2 separate regions of the Mus musculus genome follow, and region 2 is linked to region 1. A link is a loop called in an ENCODE intact Hi-C map of the cell type or tissue named here. Cell type or tissue: left cerebral cortex. All regions are shown on one strand. Links, peaks and the distances in the headings refer to the core of each region. The heading gives the core; the rest is flanking DNA.

The links. A loop is a pair of places that touch in the nucleus more often than their neighbours do. Peaks named below come from ENCODE experiments on the same cell type or tissue, not always from the same donor. Only the 100,000 strongest peaks of a DNase experiment are listed, where the experiment ranks them.
Region 2: a loop joins it to region 1, with 2.3 times the contacts of the local background. A loop is called at or near these places in 8 of 42 quality-filtered maps.

Annotation. Positions count from the first base shown.
Region 1 is chr15:85,318,105-85,327,734 of GRCm38, reverse strand. No RefSeq gene overlaps it. Among named protein-coding and RNA genes, the nearest start is that of Gm34337, 10 kb to the right of the region's middle. In left cerebral cortex, for the core only: no CTCF peak of the experiment used is centred there; DNase peaks (open chromatin) are centred at 3,113 and 5,463.
Region 2 is chr15:85,368,825-85,378,454 of GRCm38, reverse strand. It overlaps Atxn10 (ataxin 10), which reads right to left. Exons shown (of 12, transcript NM_016843.4): 4 at 3,037-3,133; 5 at 1,753-1,911. Among named protein-coding and RNA genes, the nearest start is that of Gm23517, 22 kb to the right of the region's middle. In left cerebral cortex, for the core only: CTCF peaks have their summits at 1,598 and 4,981 (motif pointing left); DNase peaks (open chromatin) are centred at 1,341 and 5,157.

The sequences.
Region 1 (9,630 bases), core at 468-8,467:
GAATCAAATGGCGCAGACAGGAAGGGAGAGTGTGCTGTGGGATTTCACTGTGTGAAGATGCAAGCCGTGTAAATCCCACACAACTCAGTTCATGGTGTGAAGTTATAGTGACGTTACAGACGAGGATGGAACCAGAGAGAGGCTGGAATGTGAAGGGCAAAGCCCTCAGCACTTGGGAGTCTGAGGTAGGAGGGCACTGTGGGTTCAAGGCCAGCCTGCATTGCATAGAAAGACTGCCCCAAAACAGTAAGAAGGGCAGCGTTTTAGAATCACAACTGGTCTGCCATGATTGTGATAGCCGTTAGCAGAAAATCTACCAAGCCGTGCACTTTACAAAGGAGAACCTGGGACTAGAGAGTTGACTCCGTGATTAAGAGCACTGGCTCCTCTTCCAGAGGCCCTGAGTTCAATTCCCAGCAACCACATGGTGGTGACTTATCACCATCCCATGCCTTCTTCTGGTGTGTCTGAAGACAGCTACAGTGTACTCATATACATGAGACAATACATAATTCTTTTTAAAAATGAAAACCTGATTTTACATAAATAATAGTTAGTGAGCGCTCTCTGCCCCTTCTCTCTGACTCTCTTCTCTCCCTGATCTCTTTCTCCCTCACTCTCCTTCCCCTCCCCCCTCTCTCTCCAGGAGTTCCTGGCCAGCCTCTCCTCCCCTCCCCTGCCCTCTCCCCCTGTGTCTTTCTCTGTCTCTACTCCCTTCTAAACAACTCCCTTTTCCATGCCCTAAATAAACCTTATTTTACACTAAAAAAATAAGTAAAAAACAATAAAAAAATAATAGGTAGTGAAAAAAAAACAGCAACAAAGTGTATCTGGCCCTAGTGTATTACAAACAGACCTGCGTCTTTGCTGTAAACCGCTTCCAGGCACTGACTAACAGACACCCCTAGCCAGAATCCCCAAGTAAGCAGACATCTGAGAGGCAGATTTCTGTCTGGACTCACGTAGGAAGAATGCTGTCACCAAAGACAGTGAGACAAACTCATGAGTCAAAGAGTCCAGGGTCACAGGTAGCAAACCTGTGTAGCTGGAACTTCCCAAGCTAAGAGCTAAGCTGGCCAAGACTCCGGGAGACTCCAGAGGCCACCAAGAAACTATGTGATCTCGGGCTGAGGATTGAGCTGTGTGTGTACTGAGAACCCACCAATCCAGACAAAGATAGCAGGGAGGTGCAGCAACCCGGGGCACCTCTGGAGACGACTCAGAACTAGAAGTTAGACTTCTAAACAATGCTAGTGAGAATACATACAATGGCGATGGACCTCGAAAACATTGTGGTAAGGGAAAGACATCATAGCAAAGACTGTTTCTATGAAATCTCCAGAAAAGGAAAGAAATACAGGCAAAAAAGAAAAAAAATTCTGTATTTTCCTAGAGTTGGGAGCAGAAACAGGAATTGAACAAAAAGAGATGGTCTGCAAAAATAAATAAACAAAAAGAAATCACAAATGTGTTTTTGTTTTTTGTTTCTCTAGACAAGGTCGCTTGTAGCCCAAGGTGGCCTTGAACTCCTAATCTTCGTACCTTCGCCTTCTAAGTAAGTCACCATGTCCATCTTAAACGTTACCAAAGTTACCAACCTTGTCAAACCTGATGGCACCCAGCTTTAATCCCAATGCTTGAGGTGCAGAGGCAAGCAGATCTCTGTGAGTTTGAGGCCAGCTTCGTCTACATACCAAGTTCTAGCCCAGCCAACGGTGCATAATGAGAGCCTGTCTCACACACATGCACACGCGCGCGCGCGCACACACACACACACACACAAGCACATGCACACGCACACATGCACACACGCACACACGCACGCCCGCGCGTGCACCACAAAACAGGCCACAGAAGAGAACTCATGGAAGTTGTGCTACGTTGTTTATAAATTGTTAAGTATATAGTTCTCCACCGTTGATGGGTTCTGGGGGGTGGGGGAGGGAAGGACTCCGTTTTTCATTGAGAGACTGGTCACCAGGAGTTTGACAGTGCTGCAGTGAGTATATGGGCAACATAAATTAGACTCGATTTTTGTTGTTTTGTTTTATTTTGCTTTGTTTTCTTCCTCTTCTTCTCCTCCTCCTCCTTCTCCTTCTTTTCCTTCTTCCTCTTCCTCTTCTTCCTCTTCCTCCTCCTCCCCCCCTTCTTCCTCATCCTCTTTGTTTTTTGGGGGTGCATGGGTCACAGGGCTGTGGGGGGCGGACCTGGGAGAACTGGGAGGTGAGCGTACTCAGAGTTCAAAATGTAGAACTTCCAAATGATCAACAAAAATATTATGAAAAAATGTACACACACACATACACACACAGCATGTCATTAAACATCTAAAGAAAACAGAATCTCCTGGCTTTTTACTGGCCCTTGTAAAGACAGACTGAACCCCTGGCCAGGACCTCAAGTGTCTGTGTGGCCATCAGAACCATTATGATGAAACAGTGTTCATTTTGGGATGAAAGAACTTCCTCTGGGGTGCAGTGCCAGGAAGCTCTAGAACAAAAGCACGCAGCACAAGTCAGTGGTCCAGATTCATATCACCCACCATTGCTGGCATGTCCCTAAGTTCTTGTGACATATGACCACACAGGTAGAAATCCCTTAAGATCAGAAGAAGACAAAGAACACACTTGGGCTCCAGGATCCTTTGGAGCAGTATTTTATGACAGCTACTGTAAAAAAAAAAAAAAAAAAAAAAAAAAAGAACTCAAACAGGGTTGATTCAAATATGTGCCTTGGGTCTGGAAAGATGGGTTAGCAGTTAAGAGCATTTGCTGCCCTTCCAGAGGACTGGCGTGCAATTCCCAGCACCCACATCACAGCTCTCAACTGTCTATAATCCCAGTCCCAGGGAATGTAACATCTTCTGGCCTCTGGGGATCCCAGGAATACATGTGGTGCACACGTATAACTGCAGACGAAAGAAACACCCATACTCACCACACATAATATAAATACCAGAGAATTTAGTATCTTACCCTTCTGTAATTTAGAAGATTGAAATAAGTTTCACTGAACTAGAATCAAAGTGTTTACAAGGCTGATGCCTTCTGGGGTCTCTGTGAGAGAACACATGTCTATGCTTTTTTCAGATCAGGGCCCACTCACAACTGCTTGGCTCTTAGCTTCTTCTTGTAACTTCAGAGACAGAAAGGCAGGGCTAAAGATCTGCCTTCTCATACTGCTATCCTCCTGTTCTTCAGTTTCCATGGTTACATCTCCTTTTCTGACTTGAACACTCTCCTGCCTCCCACTTTTACTTAGGAAGACCCAGTGGTCAATTCTGTGTCCATCAGGGTCATTCAAGGACAGCTCCCATCTCAAGACCAGCTTGGGGAAGACCCTTGATTTTCCACCTGCAATCTGACATATTAAATCTGACATAGTCACAGATATAGAATCTAGAGTGAGGGACACTTGGGTGACATTATCTCACCTGCCACACTGGGCAGGTGAGTTTAAGTTGGGAATGGAATGTGCTATATCAAAGCCTCACTCTGGAACAATTTAGAAAGACAATGGCGCCGGGGGTGGGGGGTGGGGGGTGGGTGGCGCATGCCTTTAATCCCAGGTCTCCGGAGGCAGAGGCAGGCAGATTTCTGAGTTCGAGGCCAGCCTGGTCTACAAAGTGAGTTCCAGGACAGCCAGGACTACACAGAGAAACCCTGTCTCAAAAGACAAAAAACAAAAAACAACAACAACAACAAAAAAACCCCAAAAAACAAAAAAAGAAAAGAAAGAAAGACAATGGCGATGAGTTGAACTCTTCAGGGGAGTAGTAGTGATGAGTGCTCCTGATGAGTGCTCCTGACCACATTAGTGGAAAGAGAAGCATTCCAAGATTGGACCATAGATGGACTCAGGAGCAGTGGCAAGTGATCCAGTCAGAAGGTGGAAATAGAAGACACTGGAGGACGGAGGTCTGACTAGGAAGGAAGATACAAAGGAAGCTAAAAAATAATAAAAATAAAAAAGAGCACCAAGAAAAATATGGGGCCAAAAAGACCCTGAGCAGGTAAGAACACGTGCTGCTCTTGCTGAGCACTGGAGATTGGTTCCCAGCACCCACATGGTGGCTCATGACCATCTGTGATTCCACTTCTGGAAACAATGGCCCCTTCTGGACTCCATGGGCACCTTCAGTCGCATGAATAAACACATATACACATAATGTATATGAACATAAAACAAATCTTTTGAAAAGAGAGAAAGGATCCTGGTTCGTACTGTCAGAGAGTGTTCAACACAGGAGGGCTGGACACAGCCAAAGACAGCAGATCACTTTGGCCACTTGCCTTCCTTGTCAGCAAGTGACCTTCCTTTGATCTAGATAACTGTGGAGTTTGAGGAAACAGACTGAGAGAGAGCACTGAATATTCCTCAGTGGCCAAAGGACAGCGATAGTGTGAGGTCATCAGCGTGTTGGGGCCCAGGCAGGACTCCACTCCTGCCACATGACCACTGATTTTGTGAGACTACTATCAGTTCTCATGGTGTCTTCTCCTCTCTCCACATTCTCTCTCCCCCTCGTAGTCTCTGTCTCAGACCCCAAGCCTGGGAACTGAAACTCTGCCTATCTTCTTGCCCAGCTATAGGCGTAGGCATCTTTATTCACCAATCAGGGATAACTTTGAATGAGGTCACGTAGCATCACTTGGGTCTATGTGAGGATTTTCTCAAGCAGGGCCAGTATTCAGCATTGCGACATATAGCAACAGACCAAACCTCAACACTTTAATTCATCACCTAACCCTGAGAGCCTTGTTCCTCACTTGGTAAGAATGGCTGCTACAACATGGGCAAATGCATAGCCCTGGCATTGGTGGAAATGTCTCCTATTGAATTGGGGGGGGGGGGAGACAGGTAAGGGCAGAGTGCCCTGTTCCTGCTGAGGATCCTGTTGATGGCCTTATTGGGGCCACTCTGCTCCAAATTCTCAGTCTCTGGTCTCTGCTTCCCGTTGGTGGCGCTTACACCCTCTGCAGTTATTTAAGTGGTAATTGTTTACTGTCTGTCTGTCTTTCTGTCTTTTTTTAAAGATTTATTTATTTATTATATGTACATACACTGTGGCTGTCTTCAGAACCCAGAAGAGGGCATCAGATCCCATTACAGATGGTTGTGAGCCACCATGTGGTTGCTGGGATTTGAACTCAGGACCTCCAGAAGAGCAGTCAATGCTCTTAACCACTGAGCCATCTCTCCAGCCCACTGTCTGTCTTTCTAAAATGTAAGATGGTTGACACTTCTTCCATCTGATGACCATACATATAGTCTGAGATCTGACTGGGGTTACAAGATAAGAGTGAAGCTTAAAAACAAAAATCAAAAGAGATTCAGCACCAAGAAATAGATCAGGGCCTGGGAGATGCTAAGTAGTGAACACCCGGCGCCCTTGCAGAGCATGGTTAATCTCCACTGTCAACTTGACAAATTTAGAATCGCCATGTGTGCTGGCTAGTTTTCTGTCAACTTGACACGCAAGCTATAGCCATCTGCGAGGAGGGAATCTCAGTTAAGATAATGTCTCCATAAGATCAGGCTGTAGGCAGACAAGCCTGAAAGGCATTTTCATAATTAGCGGTTAGTGGGGGAGGGCACGGCTCATTATGGGTGGTGCCATAGAGGTGGTCCTGGATTCCATAAAAAAAATGTCGGGCTGAGGGCTGGAGAGATGGCTCAGAAGTTAAGGCTGCTCTTCTAGAGGTCCTGAGTTCAAGTCCCAGAAACCACATGGTAGCTCACAACCATCTGTAATGGGATCCGATGCCCTCTTCTGGTGTGTCTGAAGACAGTGACTGTGCTCATATACATAAATTAAATAAATAAATCTTTTTTTTAATGGAGAAGGAAAGAAAGGAAAGAAGGAAGGAAGGAAGGAAGGAAGGGAGGGAGGGAGGGAGGGAGGGAGGAAGGAAGGAAGGAAGGAAGGAAGGAAGGAAGGAAGGAAGGAAGGAAGGGAGAAATCTGGCTGAGCAAGCCATAAAAAGCAAGCCAGTAAGCAGCACTCTTCCATAGCCTCTGCCTCTGCATCTGCCTCTGGGCTCCTGCCTGCATGAGTTCCCGCCCTCACTGCTTCCGATGAGCCATTATATGGAACACTGAGTGAAATAAACCTCTTCTTCCCCAAGTTGCTTTTGGTTGGACTGTTTCATCTCAGCAATAGTGATCCCAACTAAGACCCCATAGAAACACACCTCTGGGTATCGCTGTGAGAATGTTTCCAGAGAGGTTTAGCTGTGAATGTTACTGGAGGTGGCCAGCAACATCCCATTGGCTAGACCCTTACACTGAATAAAAAGAGAGATGAGCAGAGTACCAGCATTCATTTCTCTCGAGTTCCTGACTGTGGATGTGACTGTGATGTGAGCAGCTGCTTCCTTCTCCCGCTGCCCTGCCTCTCCTGCCGTGGTAGACTGTGTCCCCTCAAACTATAACAGACACAAACCCTTCCTCCCCTAACTTGCCCCTTTTCAGCTGTTTTGTCCTATCAACGAGAAAAGTAACTAGTACCCTGCGATAGACGTGCCATCCAGCACAATGCCTGGCTCTGAAAGTCAAGAGCACACTTAGAGCACAATGCTTGGTAGGCATGGTGGCTCACATCTTTAATCCCAGGACTCAGAAGGCACAGGCAGGCAGACCTCTGAGTTCGAGGCCAGCCTGGTCTACAAATTGAATTCCAGGAAAGCCAGGGCGACACAGAGAAATTCTGTCTCGAAAAGCCAAAAACCAAAACCAACACACACCACAAACGATCTGTGGATGTCAGGCAAGTCCCTCCATTATCACAGAACCTCAGCCTCAGACATGTCATCTGCAAGATGGGGATGTGGGGTGTGTGTGTGTGTGTATGTATGTGTTTGTGTGTGTGTTTGTGTGTGTGTATGTATGTGTGTGTATGTGTGTGTGTGTGTTTGTGTGTGTGTATGTATGTGTGTGTATGTGTGTGTATATGTGTATATGTGTGTGTGTGTGTGATATGTGTGTGATGTGTGTGTGTGTGTGTGTGTGTGTGTGTGTGTGTGTGTGTGTGATGGGATACCTCATGGAGTGTGTCCATAGGATGTGCACTCCTAGGTAGAAACAGTCAGGGACTCTGTACCTGCCCAACCAGGATTCCCCCACCATGAACTAGAAGACAGAGCCACTTGGGAGGAGACGTTGCAGGTTAGAGAAAGATTCAGGGAGAGGATGCTGTGGAGCCAGCAGCCGACTCTGGGTATCATGTGTGTGGGCTGTCTCCCATGGGTGCATGGAGGCTGGCAAGGGGGTGAAGGAGACAGGTGCTGTGAAATCCCTGCCTCAGCCTGGGGAGCAAAACAGGAAGCACAAGGGCCAAGCAGTTGGGAGCACTGGCAAGAGAAGGCTGACACGATGCCCTGGTTGGAAGGTCCGGAGGAGGAGGCGGCAGCGGCGAGCCATAGGAGCCAATGCCATGGGAAAATCCAAGAAGCTGGGATCAGGATGAGGTCAAGGGACTGGCCAGCCGGAGGCGTGAGAGGCCTGGCAGGCTTGGAAGCTGTGGTCAGGGAGTGGGATCTCAGAGAAGAGTTGGAAATCTCTGGTGATGACAGGGCCAGGCAGCGGGCAGCCACAGTGCAGTGGAGGTGAAGGTCAGGCAGGGAGGTGTGGGAAGGGTGCACAGATCTGCAGCCCCCTCTGCAGGCCTTAGGGAGGGCAGGGTGACTCACAGATGGCTTCTCACCCTCCCTCTGTCCTTTGATGTCCTGCTGTCTTACTGATGAGTAAACCATGTTTTTCACTACAAGACCTTTCTCAAACACAACTTATTTTTATACTGGGCCCGTTCCTTTCTAACCTTCTCATTCATCTACTTCCCAATGCCCATTTTTCATTTTTTGTTTTTTGGGTTTTTTTTTTTTGTTGTTGTTGTTGTTGTTTTTCGAGACAGGGTTTCTCTGTGTAGCCCTGGCTGTCCTGGAACTCACTTTGTAGACCAGGCTGGCTTCGAACTCAGAAATCCGCCTGCCTCTACCGCCCGAGTGCTGAGATTAAAGGCGTGCGCCACCATGCCTGGCAGCCAATGGCCAATTTTTATGTCACTCACTCTTCTTTGCTGGCCTTGCTCCCACCATCTGGTCAATCATGAATTCTAGTGAATTATTTTGCCCATAACAGTATCTTCTTTCTCCTTCCCACCCACCTCCAGTGCCTATGCACACTGGTTCAGTGCTCACCACTGAACTGGCTCCAGCCTATGTCCACGCCATTCCTAAACATTCAAAGGGGAAATCTGCCTCCAGGAAGTGACATCACACACCTAACCAGAGAAGGTAAAGAAACATTTGATTGACAGAAGTCACCCGAACAGGCTGGCAGGACCCCTCAGAGCAAACAGAAGCACACAGTTCTGCAGTCACACACAAATGGTTTCCAGCCTGGCTCTGCCACTCATAGAGGGTAGGGTGGGGAGGGGTAGGGAGCCTGGGAAAGTCATATCTCTCAGCATCAATTAAGCAAAGAAAACAGTACCTAATGGGTCATTAGCAATACTGGTTGAAATTAGCCATTGTTACTATGCCTGGCATACAATACAGCAGATGCTATAGCCATTCTTATCTGTAAGAGATGTACCATGCCCCCCCCCAGCAAATGTTTGAGGCCACAATCAGTACCAACCCTCCATTCCATACTATCCTTCTATATGTGTGTGTCTATCTACATATATAATATACATGTACCTTTGATAAAGCTTATAATACGGTAAGGAATTACCAACAATAAAATTTTTTTAAAAAATCAAGTATGATGGCATGTGCCTGTAATACCAGTACTGAGGATGCGGAGGCAGGAGGATTGCCACAGTGTGAGTCCAGTGTATCTATGTAGTGAGTTCCACAATAACCAGAACTATGCAGCAAGGCCCTGCTTTGACAAAAAAAAAAAAAGAAAAAAAAAAAAAAAGAACAAATTACAACAATTTGCTATAATAAAATTATGTAATTATGAACTTTCTCACAAAATATGTTATTATACTATATCAATCTACATACAGTTGCTATGCTGTGAGATGATACAATGCCTATATCAGAAGACAGAGTGACAATGACTTAGGCATTAGCATGGTGCTGGACCATATCTACAGGCTACTCTAACAGGCATTGTGAAAGGGAAGGGGCTGCTAGGATAACAGAGAAGCCTTCTGAGGAACTAAGGGAAAGGTAACACATAGAGTGTGGATACATTGTATACCATACAGCACAGATACACTGTATACCATACAGCACAGATACACTGTATACCATACAGCACAGATACACTGTATACCATACAGCACAGATACACTGTATACCAGGATGATTCCCTTAGCAGGCTGCCCAGAGTTGAGTGGTAACAAGTCATCACGCTATTTGACATGTTGTGCAATTTAAAACTCAGTAATTGTTTGTTTCTGGAATTCTCCACTTAATACTTTCAGGCCCTTGACTTTGGGCCAATGAAACCTCAGAAGGCAACACTGAGCATCCCTGCTTGCTCTGCTCTAGTCAAATAGGTCCCCACCGAGCCTTCCCCACAGGGCAACAGGTGGGGGAGGAGGCTCTGAGCTGGAGCCAAACCAGTCTTGAGTTGTTCCTGGGACTCAGTTTCTCACTTGTCAAATGGTACTGA
Region 2 (9,630 bases), core at 438-8,437, 51 kb before region 1:
AGTACTCGCAGCCCAAGCTCAAATTGGGCTCAATCCCTAACACCCAAGAAAAGGTATGTGGAAAAGAAATGAATAGATAAATAAGAAAAAGGTGTGTAATGGTATAATTTATTATCCTAGCACTGGAAAGGTAAAAACAGGGTAGATTCCCCAGGGTTGCTGGCCGGCCAACCTCTTCTAATTGGTGAGCCCCACCTCCCAGTGGGGAACTCTCAAACAGCAAGGTGGCACATCCTGAGGACACCAACCAAGGGTGACTACTGAACGCTCGGAGAATACAGGGAGGGAAACGGCTCCAGCAGAGCACCTGGACTGTCTGTATCCTCCCACGCAGCCACACAGGCAAAGCCTGAGAAGCGGCTCATCTGAGTATACTGACACCCTGTGATGATGGGCCTGAGAGAAGGGGAGAGGCTCTTTCCTATGGCAGGATACTGTGAGACAGATACTCAGAGGTATTTCAGGGTCCTTTGTTCTTCCCACGCTCACAAGGTAAAAGCAGCCTGTGCCTGTAAGTAACAAACTATCTAAGCTACAGTGGCTGTTGCACCCATTATCTTTACTAGGCTGGAAAAGCAGGCCACCACCTTGACCTGTGTATTTCTGACACTGAGTCCTGAAAGAAAGGTCAAAGGACAGGGGATTAAAAAAATATTCCATCAGATACTTCTGAAAACATAACACAAGTTCAAGAAAGACAAACATCCACTATCCTTGTTTGCTTTCTGGTGCTGTGATAGACCAAAACCAATGTGGACTAGGAAGGGGTTTACGCAGCAGCTTCCAGGTCCATCAACCAAGGATGCCAGTGCAGTGCAGTAGCTCAAGGCAGGCACTGGGACAGTTCCATGGAGGAACACGGCTCCCGGGCTTGCTCAACTACATTTCTTATAAAGTCCAGGCCCAGCTGCCCAGGGATAGCTCCACCAACAGTGGACTGAGCCCTTGTCTTCATCAATTAGCAATCAAGAAAATCCCCTGCAGACAGGACAGGCCTGCAGAGGCAATTCCTTGGTTGAGAGTCCTTCTTTCCAGCCAAGGTCTATGCTTGTGTAGAGCTGACAAAAATGAACCAGCACACCTACAGACTCAAGAAGTTGGGAGGATCCCAAAAGGAACAAACTCCAAAAAAAAAAAAACCTATGCTGAGATGACATTAACTCCTAAAAAACAACGGAAAGAAATCTAAAAGAAACCAGAGAGAAATCAGACGCTCTGTCTGGAGAGAGAATGTGGACAGCAACAAGTGTCTCGTTTACATAATACTGACATATACCAACTTCTGATCTCTAATGAACCATCTGCTGAGGTCACAGCGGTCTCCAAATGGGCTGAGTCATTTCTACCATGTTCATTCACACATCAAAACTGCCCCCACCACCCTATCCTATACTTCAAGTTTGCCAAGCTCAAGCTGTATCTCTTTCACATCCTCAAAACAACTATCAGGCCTCAACTTTTTACTTAAAACTTCTACAAAGGGGTTGAGATTGTGGCTCAGTGGGGGAGCACTTGTCGATGTGAACTCAATTCCTCCACATCACAAGAAGTAAACAAATCAATACATTAGTGGTTGGAATAAGCCAGAGGTGGTGATAATCTCAGCCACTAGGAGGCTGAGGCAGAGGAGCGAAACTTCAAACCCAGCCTAGAGAACACAGCAAACCCTGGCTCAATCTATTACCAAACCTCATAAGGAAAACGATTGTAAGGATGTCCTTAAAGCAATCTAATTCCTAGCAGGATACTCACGGCCACTCTGACGCCGGGTGCTTTTGGTGAGCTTCTATGACGTTAATTGCAATATTGAGGTTCTCTTCCAGGTCTTTCATCCTTTCAGCATTAAGAGATGTGAACAGAATCATGGAACAGTAGGCAACAATCTTTTTGTCTGGATGGTTCAAGCAAGACCTGCCAAACAAAGATGAGACACTTGGTCCAAGTATCTACATGGTAAATATGATTGTGACATTAATAATGATAATCCTTAGCAAAGTTAGTTTGCATTGATATTTTAGGATATAATAAAGGTAATAATGCTGTGGAAAAAAGCATAATCTTTGGCTATAAAAACAGTAAATACAACAGTAAGATACGATAAAATGGGACTGGAGAGACGGTTCTGTGATTAAAAGCATAAATTGTTCATGCAAAGGATCCAAGGTTCCTAGCAGGTACCCATGGCGGCTTACAGCTGCCTGTAACTCAGGCTCCAAGGGAACTAACAGGCTTGGCTGAGAGCAACTTTGCTCCTACATACTATGCACCTACGGACATTTACTCACACACACACACACACACACACACACACACACACACACACAATTATAAGTAAGGATAAATCTCAAAAAAGACAATAAAAAGTTACATTTGACTTAGGACTCATAATTGAAACTAACATTTGAATAGAGAAAAAATAAAAATGATCACATTTCCAAAGCATTAAAGATGTTTATTCTTGTTAGAAAGAACAAACAGTTGAAAATTGTAAAAAGATTATAAGCATGTACATCATGGTCATAAGGGACAGATTTCAAACAGAAGAACTTGGAGTCAAGAGTCATAACACAATTCCTAGAGCCTATCACCTACTTAGTGAGTTACTTACTAATTATGAATTATGTCATGGCTCATCCCAACATTTGGGTTTTGTCCTCGCGTTAACTTCACGACTCAGGCATGGTGATATACACTACTAATGGCAGTACTCAGGAGACAAAGGCAGGTGGCTCTCTTGTAAGTTACAAGGCCTAGCCTGGTCAACATATCAAGTTCTAGACCAGGCAACCAGAGTTACAAAGTGAGACCCTGTTGTTAAAAAAGCATGATGTGGGCCACTGAGATCACTCAGCCAGTCAGGGTGTCTCTGCGGCCAAGCCTGGTGACCTGAGCTCAGTCTCCAGAACCCAGCAAGGGTGAAAGCAGAGAGCTGACTCCTGCAGTCTTGTTTCTCCTGCCTTTGAACTTCATATAAATGGAACTATAACCATGATCTTTTCAGAAGTCAATAGAAAAAAATCCTAACATCATACTCACATGAAGAGTTCTGGGAAGGCGTGGACCCAAACAATGGACTGGGATTCTTCATTTCGTGAGGCAACGTTGCCTAAAAACTGCAGGCCACATCGAAAAGCTAGGAATATAAAAAAGTAAAAGCTGAAGATAACAGACTCAACATAGTGAATAAATACATCTTAGTAAGAAACATTTCCAATGTTATAGAACTGGGGAGAGAGGGAGAGGAGAGACAAAAGAGGGGAAGAAGAGGGTGGAGGGAGAGAGGCATGAAGGGGAAGAAGGAGAGATGGGAGGGGAGAAGAGAGAGGAAGAAAGTGACTGACTGATAGATTGATTGTCTAATAGTCTCACTCCACAATGAAATTCTAAGCATGAGCAGGGCAGTGGTGGCGCACGCCTTTAATCCCAGCACTTGGGAGGCAGAGGCAGGCCTGGTCTACAGAGTGAGTTCTAGGACAGCCCGGACTATACAGAGAAACCCTATCTTGGAAAAAAAAGAAAAAAGAAAAGAAAAAGAAATTCTAAGCATAAAATTAATATGCCTCATCAAAACAACACTACATGAAATTAACTTCTAAAAGATTATAAACTCAAATATAATTACATGAAATATCATTGGAATATGTGCTCCAATTAAAAGATGACTACAAATTAGATCACGTCTGCACATGTCTGTAATCAAGGCACCTCCAGATGCTGAGACAGGAGGATCATGCTAATAAAAAACATGCCCACTCAGGAGGCAGAGGCAGGCGGATTTCTGAGTTCAAGGCCAGCCTGGTCTACAAAGTGAGTTCCAGGGCAGCCAGGGCTATACAGAGAAACCCTGTCTCAAAAAACAAAACAAACAAACAAACAAACAAAAACCATGACAAGACCAGTCTGGCCCAAAGTTTGGAAAGTGACCACAGCAAAGGCTAGGGAGTGGTGGAACACGGACTCCACTTACTTCAGGCAAGAAGGGGACATGGTACAGTCACTTGGGAAAACAGTTCGCCAATTTCTCACAAGTGAAACACATAAGGTCACAGCAACATCATTAACAAAGTATCAAGACACACATGAAAGTGATATTCGTGCAATTAAGGCAGAGGCTGAAAATTACCAAGGACCTCCATTCAGGGGCTGCTTTAGCCTAAAAATAGGAATAAACAAAAAGTCTACAGTGCACTTTAGAATTAATAATGGCCACACATAGTGACAAGTAGTCTTTTTTGAAAGAGAAAGCTAAGGAATTTGCAATCACCATTTATGAAGAGTACAAAAGTATCACTGCCAGCAAGACAAAAGACCCAAGAGCTAAAAAAAAAAAAAACCAAACAAATCAAACGATCATATCCCACACTACCAACGAAAGGCTAATGCTTGTAGGATATTTAAATTCGTACGTTGTCTGCATTCTTGAAAACGCTTATTTATTTGAAAGTTATTTTTTAAGATTTACTTATTATATGTAAGTACACTGTAGCTGTCTTCAGACACACCAGAAGAGGTTGTCAGATCTCATTACAGATGGTTGTGAGCCACCATGTGGTTGCTGGGATTTGAACTCGGGACCTTCGGAAGAGCAGTCACTGCTGAGTAATCTCTCCAGCCCGAAAGGTTTTTTTTTTAAATAAGAAAATATACAAATTTTAAGAAAAGCTTACAAATGTTGCTTCACCAAAGTCAGTATTAAAGAAAAAAACAAACCATAGTTCTACATTCAGGAAACAATCAAGCATAAAGACATCGGGCTAAGGGATACAAAGAGTGATACCCTTGCCAAGATCCTGGGCTCAGGTCTCAACCTCCAGTAAGAGGGGAGGATGACATGGGACCAGGGCAAGGACACCATTTATGAAAGTACCATGGGCTGGAGAGATGGCTCAGCGGTTAAGAACACTGACTGCTCTTCTGAAGGTCCTGAGTTCAAATCCCACCAGCAACCACATGGTGGCTCACAACCATCCATAATAAAATATGATGCCCTCTTCTGGAGTGTCTGAAGACAGCTACAGTATAGACACATATAATAAATAAATAAATCTTTTTTTAAAAGTACCAATATATGGGGCTGGAGAGCTGCCCAGCAGTTATGAGCACTAGCTGCTCTTGTAGAGGATCCAGGGTTCCCAGCACCCACATGGCAGCTGGTGGCCACCTACAACTCTAGTTCCAGGGGCTTGGACATCCTCCATGTGGTACACAGATACATGCAGGCAAAAGGCATACAAGCAAATCTAAAAGGAAAGTGTTTTTAAGTGCCAAAATATGAGTGACAGTGATGAGTACACTATCTAAGAAGGAATTACAAAATAAGATGGAGGTGTTGAAGTACAACTAAGTAAGGAAAGGACTAGGCAGAGCATGTGACTCAGCTTCTATAAAGAGGTTAAATGTAACTGTCGGTCTAGATCCAAGTAGAAGAGAGTACACACACACACACACACACTTATCACTGCACATCCTGCTTGATGTGCAATATTTGTTGGAAACTTAGTAAAGCCATTCTAAAAATGTATATGAAGATACAGAGGGCTGTTAATAGCTATGACACTGTCGGAAAGTAAAAAGAGAACCTATGCTCACAGACTCACAGACTACGACCGGCTAGTTCAGTTAACGGTAGGTACAACAGGGTGGAACCAAGACAGAAAGAACTAAACAGAGCAGTGGACTAGAACAAGAACTTGACTGGAACCAATACTAAGAAGAGTATTGGCAGCCAGTCATTAAATAAGCGATGTTCTATATGAGAATTAGCAGTGGGGTGCCCAGGTATCGGCACAGAAACCCTGACAATGCTGTACTTCCTCACACAGGACAGAAAATCCCATTCTAGCCACTGATCTGAACATACGCACCAAAGTCAAAATATTTAAAAACACTGGACAGTTTTTAAATATTAATAAATTTTAAATATAGTAACACTTTTTCTCAGATGACACCATGCAATAAAAACAGAAATATTGCCGGGCAGTGGTGGAGCATGCCTTTAGTCCCAGCACTTAGGAGGCAGAGGCAGGCAGATTTCTGAGTTTGAGGCCAGCCTGGTCTATAGAGTGAGTTCTAGTTCCAGGCTAGCCAGCTACACAGAGAAACCATGTCTCCAAAAACCAAAAACCAAAAACCAAAAAAAAAAAAAAACAGAAATATTACCACAAAATAGGAAGATAAAATACACAACTACCTTCAGACTCACAGCATATTCAAAGAGCTCCTAATAAACCTTTGTTTTTCTTTTGTTTCTTCTTGAGACAGGGTCTCACTGTGTAGTCCTGGCTGTCCTGGAACTCACTACGTAGACCAGGCTGGCCTCAGAACTCACAGAGATCCACCTGCCTCTGTCTCTGCCTCCCAAGTGCTGAGATTAAAAGTATGAGCCGTTCCACCTGGCTACAAACCATTTTTAAAAGACAGATAAGACAACAGAAAAACAGGGAAATAAAAAAGCTTTATGGAGAAAAATATCTGACAAGATCCAAAAATGGAAAGATAGGGGGGTGCTCTCAAGACACTCCTGCTGCCAGCAGTGTCCCCGAGACTTACTGGACGCCCTCCTCTGCTCTGCTCTGCTCTAGGGACAGTTTCTCCAGGCCCAGCTCCCACAAAGCACTGCATCAGCAATGCTAGCAGCCAGCACCCCAAAACTAAATAATTTAATATAATTTAAGGAAACTGAACACAAGATTCAAGTTTATACCAATAGATAAAAATACTGAATAAAGAAAGAATTAAATTCAAGGGCTTCTCATAGCCTGTTCTTAGAATTTTATTTTCTTCTGTCCACTCTGAGTCCTTACAAATTAGTCCATACCAAAAGTGGGACGTGAGGCACAAGTGCACTCGGAGATCCTGTCGCTTGTTCTCATTTCAGGAGGGACCGAAACTTAACGTTCTTGGTAATTCTGGTTTTATTTTGTTTCCATTTACTAAGACCATGGAACTGTCAGAATTCTTGCCAGGCATTTCAAGAAAGTGCCGAAGACCCAAATTTACTAAGCAATCCACTGCTTTGAAAATGAAGGGATTTCCTCTAACAGTCTGTCTATCACTGTATTATAAAGTATCTGCGCTTACACCACATCCCACTTTATACATGGATTCCTGCCTTACTCAGTGGTCGTATCAAACTGTGTTGCATTTCTCAAGCAACATCAATAATTAGAGCAGGGGAGGGTGGCACTCACCTGAGGAGACTGAGACTGGATGGTCATCAAAGTTCCACCTAGCCTGGTCTACTGAGTGAGTTCCAGACCAGCTGTGACCACACGATAGGACTTCTCTCAAAAAATAAATTAACAAACTAACTAACAATAATAATGCCAACAATAAATAAGTGATTGCAACACTCTTTAATAACTAGACCTAAGCCAGGCTCATGCCTCTAATCCCATCACTCAGGAGACAGACAAGTGGATCTCTGTGAGTTCAAGGCCAGCCTGGTCTACAGAGTGAGTTCCAGGACAGCCAGGGCTACACAGAGAAACCCTGTCTCAAACAAAGAACCAAATCTAGAATTACCCAACTTATAATAGGAGAGACAGTTTCAGCCCTACTGTGTGGCTTGAGGCTGTGGTCTCATGATTCTATCTTTTAAGTGAGTCTATGCTGAGATCACACAAGATGCTTTTATGTAGAATATAGAACGATCACCCTCAGATGGATTTTCTGTTACCTCTGTTCCTTTTGTTTTGTTTTTTTATTTGTGGAAATCATTCATATTGAAAGCTTAATATAGAGTCATGTCTATATCGATTTGGGGTTATATGAATGTCAGACTTAGTACAACAAATTTAGAACTTCAGTGAATACAAATACTTTTTTAACACAGAATGTATTTTAATATAAAAATATAATGATAAAGTCATACTGGTAGAAAATAATTTTTGGCTGTTTACGATTATTTTCCCTCCCCTTCAGTATTGTTCTGTGTGAACTGACCACTGTGTCAGAATGATGCAGCTTCCGGTTAAAATTTACAAAATGCAGGGACAGGTGTGGTCAGAATTAAGAAAAACTGATTAGACCAGGAGCCATGTGGTGGACTCTGTTTTATTATGTTTGTATGTAAATACTCTTGTAAAGCATTCAGAGTGGAAAACATTTGGCAAACTCTAACACTACAATCAACTTTTTTATATTACATAAATAAAGCTAATTTTCTTTTTAAAAAAATTAGTCCATACTAAGTGCTTATTGAATGTTTATAATACAAAAGTGCCAACTGTTTCCCAGATAAGCCATAAGTTTAAAAGATACTAATAGTTCTACTAAATACTTCAGAACATTAACACTCGAGTTTAAATGTTGAGAGTGAAAGGCCTGACACTCTGGCCTGACAGCGGAGCAGCCCAACAATTCCTCAGGTTCTTTTTTTTTTTTTTTTAAGGCAACAAAAACCTCTGAAAACCCAAAACACGACTCTGGGCAAGCAGAATTACAGACAGCCTAGGCACAGGCAAGGAATCTGCAGGCAAGTGAAAGAACAGTTTACTTTAACCAACAGCCTGTCAACTGATCTTTATGTAAACACTAAGAACAGTGCAAAGCCCCTAAAAAATGCCAGCATTATTTTTACAGATTAGGAAAGAATATATGCCAAAAACAACATCAATAGCTCAATTAAAATAACTCATACTTATGTTTACATAAAATTTGATGACCATAATATATTTGTCAGACCACTGCAATTATTGCCTGAAAATAATACTCTAAATATTATTTTGACAATATAATTACAGTTCTTACCTCAGAAGCAGTAACAAAAAACTGGCACAGTTTCCCTGACAACAGTCTCCCTAAAATAAGGTTCTCAGAGAAAGTATTAAGAGATAGTGAAAGCAAAATACTTTCTACAATGCTATTTCATAGGTTTGAACGAAGGCACTCACTATGGAAGTAAGTTCTGAGGTTCTCATTTAGTGCAAATGTCACTGCTGAATTCCAAATAAAACCCAGGAGCTTTCCTATCAGCCCCTTCCCAAAAGGCGGTGAGAAATACGGCTCATTTCCCTTTTTCTCCTTGCCTCTTTTCAGTCCCGCCACAGAATACAGGTCAGCAACTTAAAATGGACACAGCTGAAACTTTTTAGATAGAAATGCCCCCACCCATTTCATGGACTAGGAGACCCAATATTGTCAAGATGGCAACTCTCCCCAAGTTCATCTGCAGATTTCACATAATCCCTACTGTCTGCAATATATTACTCAAGTAACGTCTACAACTCAACAGTAAAACACAACCACAAGAAATTAAAAAAGAAAAAAGAAACTGAACAAAGAATTCAAACAAACACTTCTCTAGTATAAATGCCCATACACACTAGAAAACGCTCACCGTCATTGGTCATTTGGGAAGTGGGAATAAAACCCACATTACTTCACGTCCACCTGGATGACTATAACCCCAAAAGACAGCGTCCACAAGGACATGCAGGAGTCAGAACACATACTGTTGAGGGAGTGTGGATGCCTCCACTGTCTTGGAAAACAGGTTAGTGGCTCCTCAAAACATGGCAGCTAGAAAGACAGCTCAGCAACTAAGAGTGCTTGCTGCTCTGGCAGAGGATCAGCAACCAGACTCAGCTCCCAGCAAGCACCTAAGGCAGCTCAGAATTGCCGCTGATT